Linked DNA regions of Mus musculus: region 1 is linked to region 2. The links are chromatin loops, found by intact Hi-C in ENCODE. Cell type or tissue: gastrocnemius. All regions are shown on one strand. Each heading gives the region's core, and the rest is flanking DNA. Links, peaks and the distances in the headings are about the cores only. Region 1 overlaps Gnb4 (guanine nucleotide binding protein (G protein), beta 4). Region 2 has its middle 39 kb from the start of Actl6a.

Region 1 (10,024 bases), core at 1,273-9,272, 58 kb before region 2:
CTATCACTACCGGGGCCCTTTGCCTTGCCTTCTCTCCAACACTGCTTAGTATGTATTTACTTATCTGTGGCCTCTTTCACCCAATAAGATGCACTGATCGGAGGCATACCATTGCTTTATTTTTCACTACAGTATCAGTGCCTAAGACACTTTTGTCTTCAGTAAATAAGCTAACTTGAAATACCTTAAGAAATGAAGAGCAAAAGAAGTCACAGTGGCAGGAGACAAGAATATTACTGTAGTCCTAGCTACTTTGTAACGGTGTTTTTTTTTAACTTCTTTTTTTAATCCTTTACATTTCTTATATATTAGAAATACAATCTGTAGGCTATAGTATAATCAGCTTCAATATCCTTATGTGGCAAGAATACTTGTTGGTGGTGCCAAATCAGAATGATTTCCCAGAGTTCATGAAGTAGAGCCAGATGTTAGCCTATCAAACAGGTCTCCACTTTCAGCCAATAACCAGTCTTTTGAATTTACTCACTGGATCCTTACCATCAGTGGCTAACAATGCCCAACTCTCTCCCCTTGAGAGAGAGCGGGGGTGAGGGACAGAGAGACAGACAGAAGCACACAAGTGCACAAAACACACACACATAAGCTACTGCTTGGAATCAAATGATCCCAGGTACCTCTCACGCTCTTGACCTTGGCATTGTGTGAATGAAGCTGATTGCGCAGACATGCAGAACTCAGGAATTATGGGTCCTGGCGGCTGCCATGACAACTGTGAAGCAAAGCCTGCTGGCCATGCTGCATGCTGTGGGGTCAGCCCCATCATGCAGCTCCTAACGCGGTGATGTTAGGGATGAAGGGGTGAGGCTGATGCTGTCATAGAAACACCAGAAGGCAAATATATGGGCAATATCCAGCACTTAAGGAAAGCTGCAGACAGCAGGCTAAGACAGCCGGAAATGTGTGGGGTCAACCAGCAAGGCTGCACAAAGCCCTCTGCAGCTGCCCTCCAAACACACACACACACACACACACACACACACACACACACACACTCACTCACAGGGTATTAAAGGACATACTTCCTTCATTTTTCTTCTTTTCATGTGGTGGATATATGTGTGTGCATGGTTTCAAGTGTTCGGGAATTATACTTATCTGCTGCTCAACCTGATTCATTCAGGCAGGGTCTCTCAATCAAACCCAGAGTGTACTGGTATCACTGGTCTTGGCAGCCAGGCTATTCTGTGGATCCACTGACTATGCCTCCTGAGGCTGCCTTGCCCATCCAGTATTGATGTGGGTTCTGGAGATTTGAGCCCGTGCTTAGGCAGCAAACATTTTAAACTCTGGGCTCTCTCTCCAGCTCTCTTTTTAAAAGCACCAGAAATGCACAGTGTAATCTCCAAAGACTTTCCCAAATGGAGATATTACTCTCGATCAAACTGGCACTGTGTATCACAACGAAGTGTAGACATGGCCCTGAAGTCAATAACACGGTTGAAATTAATATTTTTTTAGAAAAGTAATTGATAAGCATGGTGCTCTTTCAATTGCTACAAGATGACTAAGGGCTTCAGCAATGAGCATCTGATTCAGCCAAAGTGTTTTAAACAACTCTCACACACTGAGAGCGCTGCGAAGATGCCTATCGGGTACCTTAAAAGCTGGGCTGTGCCAGTACCAAATATCAGAGGGTGCCAATGAGCTTTGGATCCACACAGCTTAACTGATAAAACAGAAGCAGTTCAGCTGTGTAATTCAAACATCCTTCGCACAACTCGTCTTAAACTATCCACAGAACTCTCACCAAAGGGAGGCATTCTGCAGTCTGTATAGCAGCAGTGTGAGTGAGGAGTCCGTATGTCCATGTCTAAGTTTTTAGCTACTCAGAATCCACACAGATGCAAAGTTCGCATGAAACATGAAAGATGCCGGTTGGTTACTGTGTGTGGTATGAATGTGTCGGTGTCCTCATGTATGCACATGTGTGTAGAAAGTTCTGTACATCTGCGTGTGCAGGCTCGAGGTTGAATCCCATGTTTGCCTCAATCACTCTCCACTTTGTTTTTTGAAGCACGGGCTCTACCTGAATCTGGGGCTTGCCTGTTTAGTAGGCTACCTAGCTCCTGAGTCCAAAGGAGCCCCCCAGTCTCCTCCCTAGCATCAGGATTACAGGTGCCAACATGGCCTGAAAATACCCCAGGTGGACCTGGGACAGCAATCCACACAGGTAGGAATGAAAATTCCTGCATCAGAATGTAAGCGAATACATAGTGGGCAGCCCTCAGAGCAACACCAGGCCAGGCAGTGCACACTAGAGACCTCTGCTGACAAAGCTCAGCTTCCGGAAATAACTGTCTAGCATGCTTTCCCTTACATAAAGATAGGACTTACTTTGCAGTCCAGGTTAGCCTTAAGCCTCACGGGTACTGAGTTCCCAGACATGTACCACCACGCCTGGCTTTACCATGTTCTATTTACCTTACAGAATTCTAGGATTAAAAACGAGCTATTCTACACCTTAACTACTCTGATTAATTCCGTTGCACATGCCAGTTTAGAGAACAAAGCGTCACACAGCTTCAGATGCAGGCCTGGGTTCTAAGTTCATATCATATCACCAAACTGTGCAAGTCCAATACACCCACCAAGTCCCAGACAAAGTGTTTTTGTGAGAAAGTCGTAAAAATTAGGGGGAGGGCCTGGGAGGTGGCTCAAGAATTAAGAATACATAAACTCATACCATACACTAAGTCATCTTTATAAAAGTAGGAGGAGACAAGCCCCAAGTCTAGCCATTCATTACTGAATTGCCATTTAAAAGTAGGCCTTTTAATTCCAGCACTCAAGAGACAGAAACAGGCAGATCTCTGTGAGTTCAAGGCCAGCCTGGGTGTGTGTCTGTGTGCGTGCATGTGTGTGTGTAATTCGGGGCCTGGAAAGATGGCTCAGAGAGTATGGGTACTTGCTGCCAAGCCTGAGTTTGATCTCTGAGACCCACACAGCAGAAGGATCCTAAAAGTTGTCTCCTGACCTCCACACTGTGGCGTGTGCACATCTTCATGCAAAGGTGTACACACACACACACAATATAATCAAAGCATACACACACACACACACACACACACACACACACACATCCTAGGACTCAGTCACGACTTGCTCTCTGATCATAGGGACCAATCTCCTTGTGTACCGAATGGATACAGAATAGAATTGTGTTGGTATCTCTATAGCTGAAAATGTGATGTGTTCTAGTCCCTGGGTTCAATCCCCAGTAATGAGGGAAATCTTCATTTTATGTGGGGACTATTTCAAAGCAGAACAAAGGGAATGCACTGTGAGCATCTGGCAGGGAAGCTCTCCAGAATGCACACTGGGAAGTGGTGTGCACTGGGCAATGGTGTGTACTGGGAAGTGGTGTGCACTGGTGTGCGCTGGGCAATGGTGTGTACTGAGAAGTGGTGTGCACTGAGAAGTGGTGTGCACTGGGCAGTGGTATGTACTGGAAAGTGGTGTGCACTGAGAAGTGGTGTGCACTGGGCAGTGGTGTGCACTAGGTAATGCTGTGCACTGGGCAACGGTGTGCACTGGGCAGTGGTGTGCCCCGGGCAATGGTGTACACTGGGCAGTGGTGTGCCCTGGGCAATGGTGTGCACTGAGAAGTGGTATGCACTGGGCAATGGTGTGCCCTGGGCAATGGTGTGCACTGAGAAGTGGTATGCACTGGTCAATGGTGTGCACTGGGAAGTGGTATGCACCGGGCAATGGTGTGTACTGGGCAGTGGTGTGCCCTGGGCAATGGTGTGTACTGGGAAACAGTGCAGTGCTGGGAACCTACCAAGCATCTTTTGCTCATAAGTAGTGTACCAAAGGGAACTGGCACTCATGACCCCTGCCATCCCCACTGCCACCTCCTTCATCCTAAGCTATCTCTCTCTACACTCCACTGATCATCTTCTTTCCATCTTTCTCATCAGATTAGGACTAACAAGGAGGCTTGCCTAAAACTAAGATTTTCTTTCTTTATATTTTAGTTTTTTCCTTTTCTTTCCTTCTTGAGACAGGGCCTCACTGTGCAACCCAGAATGGCCTCACACTCACAGGGATCCACCCACCTCTGCTGGAATAATCTCTTGCACACTCTGTAAGATGCACCATCTATCTCAGGGCTTTGTAAATACCTTCTGATTGGTTACTGAAGAGCTGAGCAGCCAATAGCAAAGCAGGATAGCATAGGTGGAACATCCGAGCAGAGTAGGGAATGCTAGGAAAGAGTCAGAAGCAGGAGATTCCACAGCCAGACATGAAGAAACAGGTGAGGAGGGGTGACTACCAAGCCATGTAGCAGAGCAGAGCTAGGGGTCGCGTTTACTGAGGTGAAATAGCTGAGACTCTCCCAAGCTTTCCTAAATATTAAAAAGTCTGTGTGTCATTCCTAGGGGATCTGGCGGGCTGAGGTAATTCGGCTCTGCCTCCTGAGTACTGGGATTAAAGGTGTGTGATATACCATATCTGGTCCATAAAATTAAAAATTCCAAACTGACTTTTTTTTTTTGAAACAAGATTGTATGTGGCCCTCCCTAGCCTCAAGCTTCTTGAATAGCCAAGAATGATTTTGAACTCCTGACCCTCCAGCCTCTTCTAATTAACGTTCTGCTAGATCTCAGGCAGGGGCAACGTCACCTTCTTTTTATGAGGATCAAACCCAGTACTCTGTACACACTAGACTAGCACTCTACCAGATGAGGTCCTGCTTTGGTGATTGATTGATTGATTGATTGATTGATTGGAGAACCATCTAGCTGATGCTGAGTTTTCCTATTTTAGTCTCTGGTAACCTATCCACTCATCCACTTCTTGTCAGCATTATTCCACCAGAGGGCAGCCAAGAAAAAGGCGGCCGTGACATGCTGCTGGCACTCCAGCGCCTTCTACAGAAGCTGTACAGCTTCTCTGCACAGCGTTCTGTCCATCTCAGAGAGCACTCCTCAAATGCAAGAGCTGGAAATCCGAGTGCTTACACTCATTCCGCCAACCATATCCATCCATCCAGGATCTGTGCCAACCACGAACCAGGATACCCCAGGTTCTGGAGGTGCAATTATCAGACACCGAGATTCTCATTGTCCCGGAGCTATGACGGTTAGTGTTAACCTGATATTCTAGAACCACCTGAGGATGAGCACGCCTCTGGGGATTAACCCTTTTTTCTTTGTTTCTTTTTTTAAAGCTTTATTTATTTATTTATTTATTTATTTATTTATTTCATGCATGCGAGTACAGAGGGCATCAGATCCCCATTGCACATTCCCATGTGGTTGCTGGGTAATGAACTCAGGGCCTCTGGAAGAACAGTCAGTGCTCTTAGCTGCTGAGCCATCTCCCCAGCCCCTCTGGGGATTATCCTGAGTTTAGCAACTGGGGTGGGGAGATCTGCTCGATGTGGTGGCCCCATTTCCTCCCTGGGATCCTGGACTATAAAGCAGAGGCAGCAAGGTGAGCAGTCACATGCTTGCTCGCGCCCGTTGCTCTCTGCTTCGTTCCTGCCTGCACAGGGTAAGCGGCTGCCTCAAGTTCTGCTGCGATGGCTTCTCAAGCAACAACGGACTGCACCTGAACTGTGAGCCGAAATACAACCTCTCCCTCTTAAGCTACTTTTGTTAGGGTATCTTATCACAGCATCAGAAGCAAGGAAGGCAGGCTCTCTGTTATCATCTGCTTAGGAAATGAACCCGAAGCAAGGGCACCACGGCTCTCTACCCGACTTTAGCTACACAGGAAAACAGCCATAGATCCCAGGTGGTTAGGGAGGCTATTGTAAGATAAATTCATCTAAGTAGAGTTGAATGGAATCAGGACATGAGGCATGTCTTCAAAAGGGAAAGAAGCCAGGCGTGGCATACGCCGTGCGATTCTGGCACTGAGTCAGAACGACTGCAACCAGTGGGAAGCCAGCCTGCACTTCACCGTGAGACTCTGTCTCAAAACAAACAATGATGGGACTGAGGACGTAGCTGGGGATGGCAGGATGCTGGACACATGCATCAGGCCCTGAGTTGGACTCAGGCAGAAGAAACAGGGAAGAAAAAAAAAAAAAAAAGGAAGCTCTAAAGTGTCCAACCTTGCCTGCTGGATCAACAGGAAAAGAATGTGATGTGGGGGCGGGGAGAGAGGCAGACACAGCAAGAGGCAGGTGCAGTGGCGGCCTGTCTGTTTTCAACATTACCTTGCTCTGCAGCACAAAGTTCAAGGCTCACCTAGAGCTTCCCTGTGCCAGCTCTAGACTCAGCCATGTAGATAAGGCACTGGCCACGTCCATGTCATTTCAGTGTCATCCTCGCCAGCCAGAGCTGGCAAAGGTTTGTATGTATGCTGTATGTACATGTACAATTATGTACATGTTATGTACGACAGTGTGTTCACATCTTTTAGTCATAGGCTCATGTTGATGCCCTTTGTCTGAACCTAAGGCTAGAGACTCTTCGTTGCTCCTCCCATATTTCCTAGCTCCCTTCCTTTCTGACAGGGTCTCACATAGCCCAGCCTAGCCTAAAACTTTCTGTGTAACCACGGATATTGAACCTCTGACCCTCTGCTCCACCTATCAAGTGCTGGCGTTACAGGCATGTGCCACAATGAAGTGGGTAGAAGCCAGGGCATGCTAGGCAAGCCCCCTACCAATGAAGTCCACACCCAGCCCTTATTTCTTGTTTTTTGTCTCTTGGAGTAAAAACTCTAGCTCATGAAATATCAATACATTGACTCATTGTCTTTGTTACTGTTCTATTGCTATGAAGAGGCACCATGACCAAAGCAACTCTTATAAAAGAAAGGATTCAACTGGGAGCTTGCTTACAGCTTCAGAGGGCTGGTCTGGGGAAACAGACAGGCTCGGGGCTGGAGCTGAGAACTGTACATCCTGATCAGCTGGCAGGAGGCAGGCAGAGATCCTGGGTCTCAAAGCCCACCCTCAGTGACACACCTCCTCCAACCAGGCCACACCTCCTAATCCATCCTAAATGTATACCAAGCTGGGAAATGTGCGTTCAAACATACGAGACCACGGAAGCCATTTTCATTCAAACCCTCACATTCATCTTCTCAATGTGACAATACCCACAAGATGGCTTCAGGACCACCACACGGCTACCATGCAAGTAAGAGCTACCTGCAAAGATCAAACTTCCCCGGGCCATCTTACAATGAGATCGAAACTGGCCGGTCCCATGTTCAAACCCTACCTGGTTCTTTTCCTTCTGGTGTTCGGTTATTCAATGTTTGTACTCAACTGTGGAGTTAAGAAAAGAAAAAAAAAAAGAAAAAGAAACATATCCTAAAGCCCCCCTCCAGCTTGCTTATGTGCATGGGTTCAAGGCTGTGTGTGTATGTGTAAACACGGGTGCCTGGTGCCCAAGGAAGTCAGAAGGTGTTGGGGTCCTGGTACTGGAGTTACAGACTACCTACCTGTCTTGTATTTATTTATTGTCTTTCCCAGGGCCTGCAGGATGACAACCCAAAGACCCAAGTTTGGCCCCACCCCCACCCCAGGACCAAAGGAGAGAAAAGACTGTCCTGTGACAGCCACAGGTTTGCATCTGCTCACACATGAATGCACACCTGTACAGATGCACACACTCAATAAAAATGTAATACAAGGGCTTTTGCTTTTATGTTTTTTAATGAGCTACCCCAGCTTGCTTTTCTGTTGTTATGCTAAAACACTGACCCAAAGCAACCTGGGGAGGAAAGGATTGATTTGGCTTGCACTTCCAGGTTACAGTCCTCACGGAGGGAGGGCGGGGGCAGGAGCTCAAGCTAGAACTGAAGGGAAAACCACAGAGGGTCACTGGCTCGCTCCCAGGCTCACTTTCAGCTACCTTTCTTACATAGCCCATCAATTGGCAATGGAGAAAATGCCACACAGACATGCCCAAAGACCAATCTGATGGAAGCAATTCTTCAGGTTCCTCTGCCAAGGTTCACATCCAGTTGACAAGCAAGATCAGCCTTTCTCAATGAAGATCAAAATTAGGTGGTAAAGCTTAAAGAGCTTAGATGCTCAGCTGTTACAAGAGCATACTGCTCTTGAAGAAGAAACAAGTGCCTCGCAAAGACCCTTAATGACCCTACCTTCAGAGGGATCTGAAGCCACTGCCTCTTCAGGCACTGGCACTAAGGTGCCCAGAAACACGAGTAATTTAAAATGACTTTAATAAAAACTAGGCAGTGGTGACCACATACCTTTAATCCCAGAACTCTGAAAGCAGGCAGAAGCAGACAGATTTCTGTGGTTTCCAGACCAGCTTGGTCTATAGATGGAGTTCCAGGATAGCTAAAACTACACAGAGAAACCCTGTCTCAAAACGAAACAAACAAAGAGAGAGAGAGAGAGAGAGAGAGAGAGAGAGAGAGAGAGAGAGAGAGAGAGAGAAGAGAAAAAAAAAGAAAGAAAAAAATGAAAGACAGACAGAAAGACATAGGACAGTAACTGAGGTAGAACACCACATTGAGAAAAGTGTGTTTTCAGTAGATACACCACCATATTTACACAACAACGTAAGGGAGCCACAGAACCAGACACAGAAGCTTCAGGGTAAGGGGGTGGTAGTACAGGAAGCAGCTGTGAGAACATCTGGCTTAACACATAAAGGATATCAAAGAATTCCCACGTTATAAAGCAGGTTGTTGTTGGGAGACAGGGGCTTCCTTGTAGCCCAGGTTAGAACCCCTTTCAACAACACCCTCCTGCCTCATCTGCTGGAGCTGAAACTCCACAACACCTGGAGTTGCTTGCTACCCTGCTTCCATCCTCCCAAAGTGGTGGTAGTTGTTTCTCTGGAGCCCATGTCAAAATAGGGGTATTAGTTTGTAGGAGCCACCACCAGTTTAATGCCAATAGAGTAACTGTACCTCAGGAAAAGGGTCACTGACCCCAGGGATGCCAGGAACAGAATGGCTGATGGGTGGCTATACAGAGTAACACCAGTAAATGGCACCAATCACAGCAGAGAAACCAGCACAGGTTTCTGACATGTCAAGGAAATTTTATGTGTACATCAGTGATGGCTGAGGGTCCTTCCCAGGACCTAGGACTAACTGAATGTGTTCTGCAGGAAAAGCATGCACTCTGCGGACAGAGGGATCTTGTCCTGACTCCAACTTGAGTTAACAGTTACAAGGCCACAGTGAGTCATTTAACATCGCCTTGCCTGTGGAAGGTATAATGTGTCCTTTGAGGAGTGACCCAGAGATGACAGAACAGAATAGCTCACTGCCCCTGATGAGAGGACAGAGCTTCAGTAAACAATTCCTTTAATAAATCTGATTAAACTAGCCAGCAAGGCAAAGAAAGGAATAGCCAAACCACCAAACTTAAATAACACACCTGAAAGAAATCAGAGAATTCACTCACTCTCCGACAATATTTGGTGATGGGGAAAAAAAAAAAAAAAAAAAAAAAAGCCCAACTTAGATACCACTCTTAGTTTTGAAATTGTCCCAGGATCTATTTCAGGATCTATTTTTAAGGAGTAAAAACACACGCTGAAATGTTTATTCATAAAAGACCAGCAACTCAGAACTGCTTCCTGTGTATTGCTCATAGGCTTAAGGCATGCAGTTAAGCAAACCACAGCACGAAGAATCAGCGTCATGGTCTAATAACGTGTAGACAAGAGGTCTGGCAATATTTATTAAATGATATTTTTAAAGTTTCTATTTCGGTTTCAAATTCACCAGCAAACCCAAATGCAAAAGCAAAAGACTCCTTAAGTGCTCTTAATCAAAATATTAAAATATACAGTAAACTTTCAGAATCAGCAATGAATGCTGGCAAAGACCAGATATACAGTTTGGTCAGACCCCTGTAAAAGACAACCTCTCTCCCTCTCACATTAGCATGCCAGCCATCACATCCTGATAAGCTGAAATATATAAAAGGTCACCACCGTCCGAGTTCGCGATATTGAAAGGGACTAATAATTACAATTCTGTCTTAAGGCAACTCCCTAGTAGGGCGCGGGTCTACAGCAGGTTATAATACTCACCTTTTTTTGGGGGG
Region 2 (10,024 bases), core at 925-8,924:
TAGCTAAAAATAGCCTGCTAGTGTTGAGAATCTGTTCCCTGAATTTAAATGGCTTCCTTCTCTCCCAGAGGACACCACTCTCTGTGTTCTGTGGCAGGGGTGAGCTCTGGTAAGGCACTTTCATGGCTTCCCGGGGATTGCGGTGTTTTCTGTACTCGAAGAACAGGGAGGGAAATTGGGAAAGTTTAGGTTCTGCATATAAATATTAAGTGAAATAAACATAAATATCAGCAATGTTTCTCAGTTGGAGTGTGTATATACATGCATCTGTAGGTGCAAATTCAGCTATGTCTGGATAATTCTATGTGTATGCATAAAGAGACTGAGATAAATTCTTTCTTCTTCTTTTTCTTGACTGAGGCATGGTCTGAAATAGATTTTATTTTCTTCTTTTTTCAACCATGTTACCATGTAATATTACTACTAATACTTACATTAGAAATATAAATTACTATATAATTTATAGCAATATATAACAGTATAAGTTATCATGTAATAACATCTACTAATATTTATCTTCACTTAGTTATAACTGAAACATTTTTATTAAATTTATTTTTTTAATTTATTATTTCATAAACAATCCCTTCTCTTTCTTCACATCTGGAATCCTGGGGTGACTTTCTGTCTGGCAGTAAAGACCAAAAGATGAGAATAAGAAATAGCCAGTAACAAGCTTGACATGTAATAACATTCACATGTTAAAACCTACTACATATATGCCCTTTTCAGTAGTGAAGTAAGTATAAGGCATTTGTTATGTAAATATATATTCTTAAAGTTTTTATAGTCTGGATTAAGCATGGTAGCACAGCATTAATCTTAGCATTTAAAAGGCAGAGGCAGGTGGATCTCTGTGAGTTCAAGACTGGCCGGATCTACAGAGCAAGTTCCAGGATAGCCAGAGCTACATGGAGGAACCCTGTCTCAAAAAAAAAAAAAAAAAAAAAAAAAAAAAAAAGTCTTTCTTTTCATCTGTTGTATGGGCATGTATTTTAAATGATCCAAGAGGGGCTGGGAGGTGGCCCTGTCAGAAAAGTTCTTGTTACTTAAGTTTGAGGACCTGAATTTCATTCCTCCCACTTATTCACCCCCACCCCCAGCCCTACCCCCACATAAAAGCCCAGCACAGCTGTGCATTCTGGTAATCCCAGGGCAGGGAGACAGAGACAGACAGACAGACACACACACACACACACTGATGAATCACGTTTACAAACCTTACTGTTATTTTTTTTCTAATGAGCACTTCTGTTTAGCTTTTGCAGGTACCTCCACAGCTCTCCCCATTCACCATCTTGTCCAGACAAATGAAGCATTTTAACCTTAGTTAGCCATGCTGTCTAACATCAGTTGTCTTCTCCTCACCTACCTCTTTTCAAAACTTAGGTGGTTTAATTTGTATTCTTACTACATTTTTAGACCGGATCCAATATGGCCCAGGGTTGCCTCAAACTGGCTTTCTGGGTGAGGATCACCTTTAACTTCTGACTCTTCTGTTCCCACCTCCCAGATTCTGAGATTACAGGCTCACTACCACATCTTATTTATACAGCGCTGGGGAGAACAGCCAGGGTTTCACAGATGCTTGGCAAGACTCTGAACCCTAAGGTTCTTTCTTATTCATCGGTCCAAGTCAGATTTCTTACACATCTGTCTGAGTGGCTTGACCGTGTAGACCCAACTACTCAGAAGGCTGAGGCAGAAGCATCATTTGAATTCAGAAGTTTGGAGCCAGCTTGGGCGCCACAGAGAGACTATGTCTCTTCAAAATAAATGATATTTTCACAATGGAAAGAAATCTAACTCAAATAAGATACAGAATATTTACAGTGAAATCCCTCTGAAGTCTTATCCCTCTCTGGGTAACCGGAGTTAGCATTTGGAGAACCTTGCTGGTCTCTCGGATTCCAGTTGGTGTGCCACTACTTAACAATTCACTTTACTCATGTATATGTGTGCGTGTGCACACACGTGTGTGTGTGTGTGTGTGTGTGGGTGTAGATGCCCACAGAGACTAGATGAGAGCATCAGGTCTCCGGGAGCTGGATGTGTGCTTGCCAGAGGTGGGTGTGGTTGTTGAACTCCATTCTTCAGTTAGAGGCTTGCTTTCAGCCACTGAGCCATCTCCCCATCCACCTTTTCTTTACTCATCCCTCACAGTTTTGAGTGACTGTCTTATGGAAAGATGGTGGTGATTACAGGGTGACCTGAGAGAGGAGCTAAGGCATGGGTTGGCATGAAACAGAGTCAATGGAGAGGGCCCAAAGGCCTGCAGGCTGTGCTGTGGAGCTCAGCTGAGGGGAGCAGATCCTATGAGGGAAGGGCTAGAACAGAACAAGTCTCCTGAAGGAAGCCACCAAGGTCAGGCTCAGGTGCAGCCGACATGTGCAGGCAGAGTAAGGGCAAAGAGGAATAACCTCTCGCCAAAGTGCAGGATGGGGATGAAGAGTCAGAAAGAGCCTGTGAGAAAGTCAGCAAGGATGCAGTCTCCACCATGGCTATTGAGGGTGCACCTTCTCTGAGGGCAGTTGTGCAGTGGGTCTCAGAGGGGCAAATAGGATGTTTTCTCTTCTTAGTCCTAGAGTTTATACAGATACGTAGAACTGTATAGGTGCAGGTGATGGGACATGAGAGTGGGGTCGAAGTGTCTAGGGGGACAAAGGTGGTATAAGGAGTGGGAAAGGGGAGTGTACCAGGACATTGGGAAATACACTTAAAGTACATTCTATACTTGCAAGAAAACGGCCTGGTGTAACCTAGTATAACAAATCAAATATTTAAATGTGCCCCAGGGCAAGAGTCTCAGGCTCACAGTGATGCTGATTACACTGTACTTCTAAAACTCATAAGCTAAAACCCCAACCCCATTAGTTATTATTATTATTATTATTATTATTATTATTATTATTATTATATTTTGGGCATGAGTATTTTCCTGTATGTACATCTGCACACCATACGTGTGCTCATATAGGCTAGAAGAGGACATGGGTTCCCCTGGGACCTGAAAGAATAGACAGTTGTGAGGCTCCATGCGTGTGCTGGGAACTGAACCAGGATGCTCTCAAAGAGCGGCCAGCACTCTGAGCCACTGAGCCTTCCATCACTCTGGCTTCTGCCGCTCTTATTTGATGGGAAAGGCTTTGAGGAAATAATACAAATTAAATGACGTTGTGGCCTCTCAGAGTTCATTGAGGTCACGGCGAGAGGCACCTTGTACTAGAGAGAGGCCCTGGGAGGAGGCTTCTACTGCCAGCAGGCTGACATTATCATCCGGGACATTCAGCTTCCACAACCATGACAATAAAAGTCTTGTAGGTTAAACTACTTGGCCTGTAGCATTCTGTTACTGCCAGCCTCACAAACCACACAGGGCTTGGAGCATGTCTTTGCTCTTACTAAAATAAGCTTTATAAGAGTCTCGTCTTCCTGGACAGTGGTGGCTCGTGTCTGAGATCCCAGAACTCTAGGAACAGAGGCAGGTGTATCTCTATGAGTTCAAGGCCAGCCTGGTCTACAAAGCAAAGTTTCAGGACAGCCTGTCTCAAACAACAACTACAACAAGAACAAAAATAACAACAACACCCAAAAGTCACATCTTGAAATTATTGAATTGTTCTTACCCTCCTGGGCTCCCAGCTTCTGCATGTGAGCGAGGAAGACTGGGCTGACTTCTGTTTTCTGTTATTTAATTTGACAGCCTTAAATCAATGCTTACACTTATGGTTTCAGAATGTTTGCTTCCATAAACTGTTCAGAAGTCATTCTTAGCAGTCTGAATGGCTTCCTTGGAAGGCTCTGGAGCAAAAGTCACGACAAAATGGGCATGCTAAGACCGTGTGTCCAGAGTACCACTTGGGATTGCAGTTGAATTCTCCCACAGTCCCAGGTTTGTAAATACCATCTCCACGCACTGTGCAGAGGAGGAGACTGGGCAGGGAGGAGAATCTGGCCCAAGGACATTCAGATGAAAAGAGGCTGTCCTAAACACTGAACTAAGTCCGGAATCGACTTAATTTCCTTAGATGTTTGACCTTATTATTCAGCTGCTAAGAGGAAGTAAAGCTATCTGGCCACTTGTAGACGACTTTATTTTTAGATGTGATTCACAATTTCAGTGGAAATTGGAATTCTGTGATGAGCATTTGGCCTCTATCTCTCCAGAGTCTCCAGAGGCTTTTTCTGCCTCTTTCCTTCTGACTCCAGTGCACACACGGCCAAGTGTGCCTCCCACACTTACGGCACCAGCAGTTTCTGGATGAGAGAAAACCAAGTCTGCCCTTCATCCTGATGCCACACACCTCCCTTTTGGATAGCTCTTCGTTCTTTCATTAACCCAGCAGGGTTTTGGTATCTTCATTGCAGAAGTCAGAACCATGTAGCTGGAACAAGGCCATTTTCAAGCTCTAGACTGAGTTATGTAAACTCCAAAAAGCAGGGGACAACATTTTCTTCCTCTTTCTCAGGTTAGTTGTTTTGGTGATGCCTCCAGTGCTACCTATAAAAGATCCTATAGACGCAGTTCTGAGCTGCAGGGGAATAAATGGGATCAAACTGCTTTTAGGATCAAACCCAAGAAAAAGTAGATTTCTATTTGACTAGTATGACGGACTTTACAGGGTGCGTGGGCTTAAATGAACTGGGGGAGTGTAGCGAGCAGCTCTGCAAGACAGGAGGGGAAAAATGTAAGTGTAGGCACTAAATATGCACTGCTTTGGAAAAGAGGTCTTTAGGAGTGGAATGGTTAAAGAACAGAGGACTGGCTGTGTCTGGAGGGAGTATTTATGCCGGGAGACAGGAAGTGTGAAGTCAATGACTTGTGCTGGCAGAAAGAAGACCCAAGGGGAGGGGGAAGGAAGCAGGATGCCAGAGGGAAGATTCTTAGTTTTTCTCTGCCTGGAAGTCTTTCTTTCATGATTGGAAGCAAGATATTGGCCAGAAAACTTCTCCCATCGTTTCAGAGAAGCTTAAAATGAGCCAAGCGCAGAGTGAAGCTGAAGTTGAGAGACACCGGCGCTGTGCCCAGAACACAGTCCGAACCTTAACATTTGAATGGAGCAACACAAAAGTGGGAACCCAGATGCCCAGACATCTAGCGACACAGTTGGTAAAGCCTTCTTACATAACAATGATAAAAATACTTAACATTTATTTAACATTTTTACACAGGAGTGCATGAGAAGGTTGACAGATGTTATCTGGTGAGATTCTCAAAGCCGATGTGAGACCAGTCACCTCTTTACAAATTATCTCTCTTCACAAACATCTACATGGGCTTTGCAGGCTGAGCAGTCTGCCCAAAGGAACCATTTAAATAGTTTTCTCATGCCAAAGTAAAAGTTAAAAAGACAACTTTTTAAAAAAAAAAAAAAAAAAGTGAAGTAAATGATTTAAGGTTTAGTTTACTTCTGTTAGGAGAGATTCAACCGGTTGGGAAAGGGGTGTGCGCTTGTGTGTGAGACCAGTGAGAGCGAAATGCTGGATACGATTGTTCCTCAGTAAAAGAGAGGAACTGGAAATTGACTAATATTCCATAGAATGATAAGCTCCCAACTTTTAGCATTCTTCTCTATTTGTCTATTATGTTTCTCTACAAGACAAAAAAATAATTTTCAACTTACAAGTCTTATTGTTTACACTTAATTTTCAAGACTTGTACCTAGCTGATGAAACAGATGTTCCCCAACAACCAGATGATCTCAGGTGGACTTACTGGACAGTGTGTGGAGATCTGTGTCCCTTCTAAGGTCATCCGTTGGCACCATTGCCGTGGAGGCTAAGAGATGACACATAGACAGACGCAGAATCTCATGAGTCAGACTGGTGCCCTTGCCTCCTCAATTTTTGTTTTTCATTTTTTTGAGAAGAGATCTCATACTCCCAGGCTGGCCTTGAACTCACTTTGTAGCTGAGGCTGGCTTTATACTGATGATCCTCCTGCCTCCACCCCCTCACATGCTGGGATTCCGGCAGTGTGTCACCTGCCCAGGGGATAGTTCCCTCTTAGAAGAAGCACCAGGGAGTTAGTTTCTCCTTTATCCTATGTGAGGGTTTGCTGAGGCTGTCTTCTATGAATCATAAAGTAGGCCAGATGCTGAAACTGCCACTGCCCCTGTCCACGTTTGGAACTAGAAGAAACTATTTTCTGGGGTTTGTATGCTACCCAGCCTGTGGTGTTTTGTTGTAGCAACTTGGATGGCTAAAGACAATGGATTGAGCTGCCTTCTGTTCTACAACTGCACTGACCACATGTGACCATTTAGCACTTGACACTTGACTATAGTGGACTGAGGGAATGATTCTTGCTTTTCTTTTCTTTCTTTCGTTTTTTTTTTTTTTTTTTTTTTTCGAGACAGGGTTTCTCTGTGTAGCCCTGGCTGTCCTGGATCTCACTCTGTAGAGTATGCTGGCCAATTCTAATTAGATTAGTGTCTTATGACTAGTAACTACTACAGTAGCAAATCTTGGTTGTCAACTTGACTACATCTGGAATCAACTAAAACCCAAGATAATAGGTGTCACACACACAGACACACACACACACACAGATAGAGACATATGTTTAACACATAGTTAAAAATAAACTCTTTAAAAGAACATGTATCACGGGGCAAGTTAAATCATAATTCTGAATACTGTACTTCTCTGTAAATTAGAGATGGCACTGTTCATCCACTGGGAGAAGATATTAAGAGTTTGCTAGTGGGGCTGGAGAGATGGCTCAGCGGTTAAGAGCACCGACTGCTCTTCCTTAGGTCCTGAGTTCAAATCCCAGCAACCACATGTAGCTCACAACCATCCGTAATGAGATCCGACAACTTCTTCTGGTGTGTCTGAAGTCAGCTACAGTGTACTTAGATATAATAATAAATAAATCTAAAAAATAAAAACATTTGCTAATGCCAAAACAGACATATCAAGAGTACATAATAAAAACTTCCAAACTAAAAAGATGCCACCAGAAATAGAGTATCTGGGTTGTCATGTGGCATAGTAGCACACCTGCCAAACCTGGCAGGTATGAGGCCCTGCATCCCCCACATGAGAACTAAAATTTTCCAATATGAGATGAAACATATTAAAACAAGATGAAACTCACCAAAACATGAAGGAGTTTCTCCTCAACTTTAAGGATTTGGTAATTGATCTCCCACATAAAAATATGTTTGTGGGCTAGCAAGATGGCTCAGAGCAAAAGCACTTGTCATGCAGGCCCGGCGACCTGAATTCAGTGCCAAGAACATGCAACGGAAGGCGAAGGCTGCAAATCATTCTCTGACCTCTACATATGCATCATGGCATGGGTACCTACGGTCATAAAAATGTCATAAGCTCATCTACAATAATAAATTATATATGCACATGCACACACACATATACACTTGTCAAATCTATAATGTTGGAAACCTTTGCGTGTCATATAGCTGATCTGTCTAGGTAGAAATATATCAATTAACAATGCTGATTGAAAAACCTCAAATATTATTTTTGAATGCTTATTTTGAGTCATTTTCCAAGGGATGTGAGCCCGCCATATCTGTGGTTTGCCCATCCATGAATTTGGTTAATCACATATGCATCAAAATAAGCCCTTCAAGAGAGCTATTTTCTTCAGGGCTGTAGCTTCTGGTAAGTCATCCACACCCCTATGCATGCTCCTGTAAGGACCCCAATTAAACTCAGTAGGCCACTGTCCTAGTTTGCTTTCTTCTACTGTGATAAAACACTGAGCTAAGCAGCTTGAGGGACAAGGGGTTACTATAGCTTACTGGTTACAGTCCATCACTGAACGAGGTCAGGACAAGAGCTCAAGGCAGGAATCTGAAGCAGAGACCATGGAGGAACACTGCTGACTGGCTCACTCCCACATGAGGCATTAATCATGCAAATGCTTCAGAGACATGTACACAGGTCAGTCTTATTGAGGCAGTTTCTCAACTGAAGCACCCTCTTTCCTGGTGACTCTAGAGTCACGCTGACTAAAACTAACTAAGTGCTACTGATCTCTCCTCAAGTTCATGCACAAACACATCACTAATGGACCATAGTCATTTTTCTTGTTTATACCAAAGGCCTCACAATATAAAACATGGTGTAGCCTTTCAATTTCCACAGTCCTTAAAAATTTCAACATATAGAAGACACAGGTCTCCTTCAAAGTCCAAAGCCCCTTAACTGTGGGCTTTTTGCAAAATAAAAACAAGTAACATTATTTCCTGATCTTAGAGGGAAGAACCAGGGCACAGTTACAATAAGAACAAAGCAAAACCAACATCCAGATGTGTAAATCAAATCCTATAGCTCAATGTCCAGCATCCGGGGCTTATGGTCTCCCAGACTCCAAAGGTCTTGGGCAGCTCCACTCTGCCTCTAGCTCCAGTACATAGGCTCAGGCTGGCTCCAATCCACAGCATCCCACTGTCCTGGCTCCTCTAACATGTTGCAATATCTGCTGCAACTGAAGCTGCACCTTCACCAATGAACGACCTCTCCAGACTTCTCACAGTGACAATCCTCTACTTCTCTATGTGACTTCCTCAATCCTGGGGTCTCCACTGCAACTGAGGCTGTACCTTCATCAATAACCTGTCTCTAGGCTCTCTTCAGAGACTCTGTGGCCTTGATTTATGGTACCAAGCCTTAACTGTTCTCAATGGTCCCTTTCAAGACCAGTACCACCAATGAGACTGTGCTTGGTAGGAGCTAATTATTCTGTGGATGGTTTCCCAAGCCCTTTGGAAGAGCCCAGAAGACCATGAGTGACTTCCAGAAGTTAGACACTAAGATTCACTGTTGAACTTTGGTTTCACTCTGATTTAATTGTGACTGTGCCCTTTTGGAGTTCTTCCCTCTTGGAGTAAGAAAATATTTAACTTATTTTGACTTTGCAAGAGCCCACAGCTGTGAGAGTTTGGAGTTTGGGAGATATTTTGGAGTGTTAGAGAGATCAGGGATATTTTAGAGAGGCATGAACTTTGAAAGAGACTTTGGATGTTCTAAAGGGATTTAACTTTTAAAGTGCTGGGATTTGTAAAGACTTTTTAAAGTTGGAATGTTTTATATTGTGATATGAATATTGATATGTAATCTTGGCAGTGAACAAGAAAGGGAAGGTTATATTTTAACTGTAATGTGTTTGTGTGTTACATTAACAAGCAGTCATATTTTTATGGTTTTATGGAAAGTTTTCATAAGCTCCTCAAGGCCTTGGAAATCCAAAATCCATTCCTTGTGGAAGAGGGAACCTCAAATGAGAAAATGCCCTTACTAAGATTGGCCCAGGAGAAAGCCTGCAGTTGTTTTGTTTTGTTTTGTTTTTTAAATTGAGGCAGATGTGGGAGGTTTCTAGCCCACTGTAGGCAGTGTGACACCTGGGCTGGTGGTCCTCTGTGCCAACAGAAAGCAGGCTACTAGCTAGGCTAGCCATGAGAAGCAAGCCAGTAAGCATCAGGTTCCTCCTGTCTTGCTCCAGCTTCCCTCATTGATGGATTTAATCAGCTGTAAGGTGAAATGAATTGGTTACTTTTATCACAGCAAAAGAAATTCTTTTTTTAAAATTTTTATTAGGTATTTTCCTCATTTACATTTCCAATGCTATCCCAAAAGTCCCCCATACCCTCCCCCCCCCACTCCCCTACTCACCCACTCCCACTTCTTGGCCCTGGCGTTCCCCTGTACTGAGGCACATAAAGTTTGCAAGACCAATGGGCCTCTCTTTCCACTGATGGCCGACTAGGCCATCTTTTGATACATACGCAGCTCATATAGTCAAGAGCTCCGGGGTATTGGTTAGTTCATAATGTTGTTCCACCTATAGGGTTGCAGATCCCTTTAGCACCTTGGATACTTTCTCTAGCTCCTCCATTGGGGGCCCTGTGATCCATCCAATAGCTGACAATGAGCATCCACTTCTGTTTTTGCTAGGCCCCGGCCTAGTCTCACAAGAGACAGCTACATCTGGGTCCTTTCAGCAAAATCTTGCTAGTGTATGCAACGGTGTCTGCGTTTGGCGGCTGATTAT

What was found. Peaks named below come from ENCODE experiments on the same cell type or tissue, not always from the same donor. Only the 100,000 strongest peaks of a DNase experiment are listed, where the experiment ranks them.
Region 1: a loop joins it to region 2, with 2.0 times the contacts of the local background. A loop is called at or near these places in 8 of 42 quality-filtered maps.

Annotation. Positions count from the first base shown.
Region 1 is chr3:32,605,895-32,615,918 of GRCm38, forward strand. All of the region lies in intron 1 of Gnb4 (guanine nucleotide binding protein (G protein), beta 4), which reads right to left. Among named protein-coding and RNA genes, the nearest start is that of Gnb4, 5.7 kb to the right of the region's middle. In gastrocnemius, for the core only: a CTCF peak has its summit at 4,841 (motif pointing right); DNase peaks (open chromatin) are centred at 4,893 and 5,894; H3K4me3 peaks cover 811 bases; H3K27ac peaks cover 731 bases.
Region 2 is chr3:32,664,521-32,674,544 of GRCm38, forward strand. No RefSeq gene overlaps it. Among named protein-coding and RNA genes, the nearest start is that of Actl6a, 39 kb to the right of the region's middle. In gastrocnemius, for the core only: no CTCF peak of the experiment used is centred there; a DNase peak (open chromatin) is centred at 4,904; H3K4me3 peaks cover 1,831 bases; H3K27ac peaks cover 3,070 bases.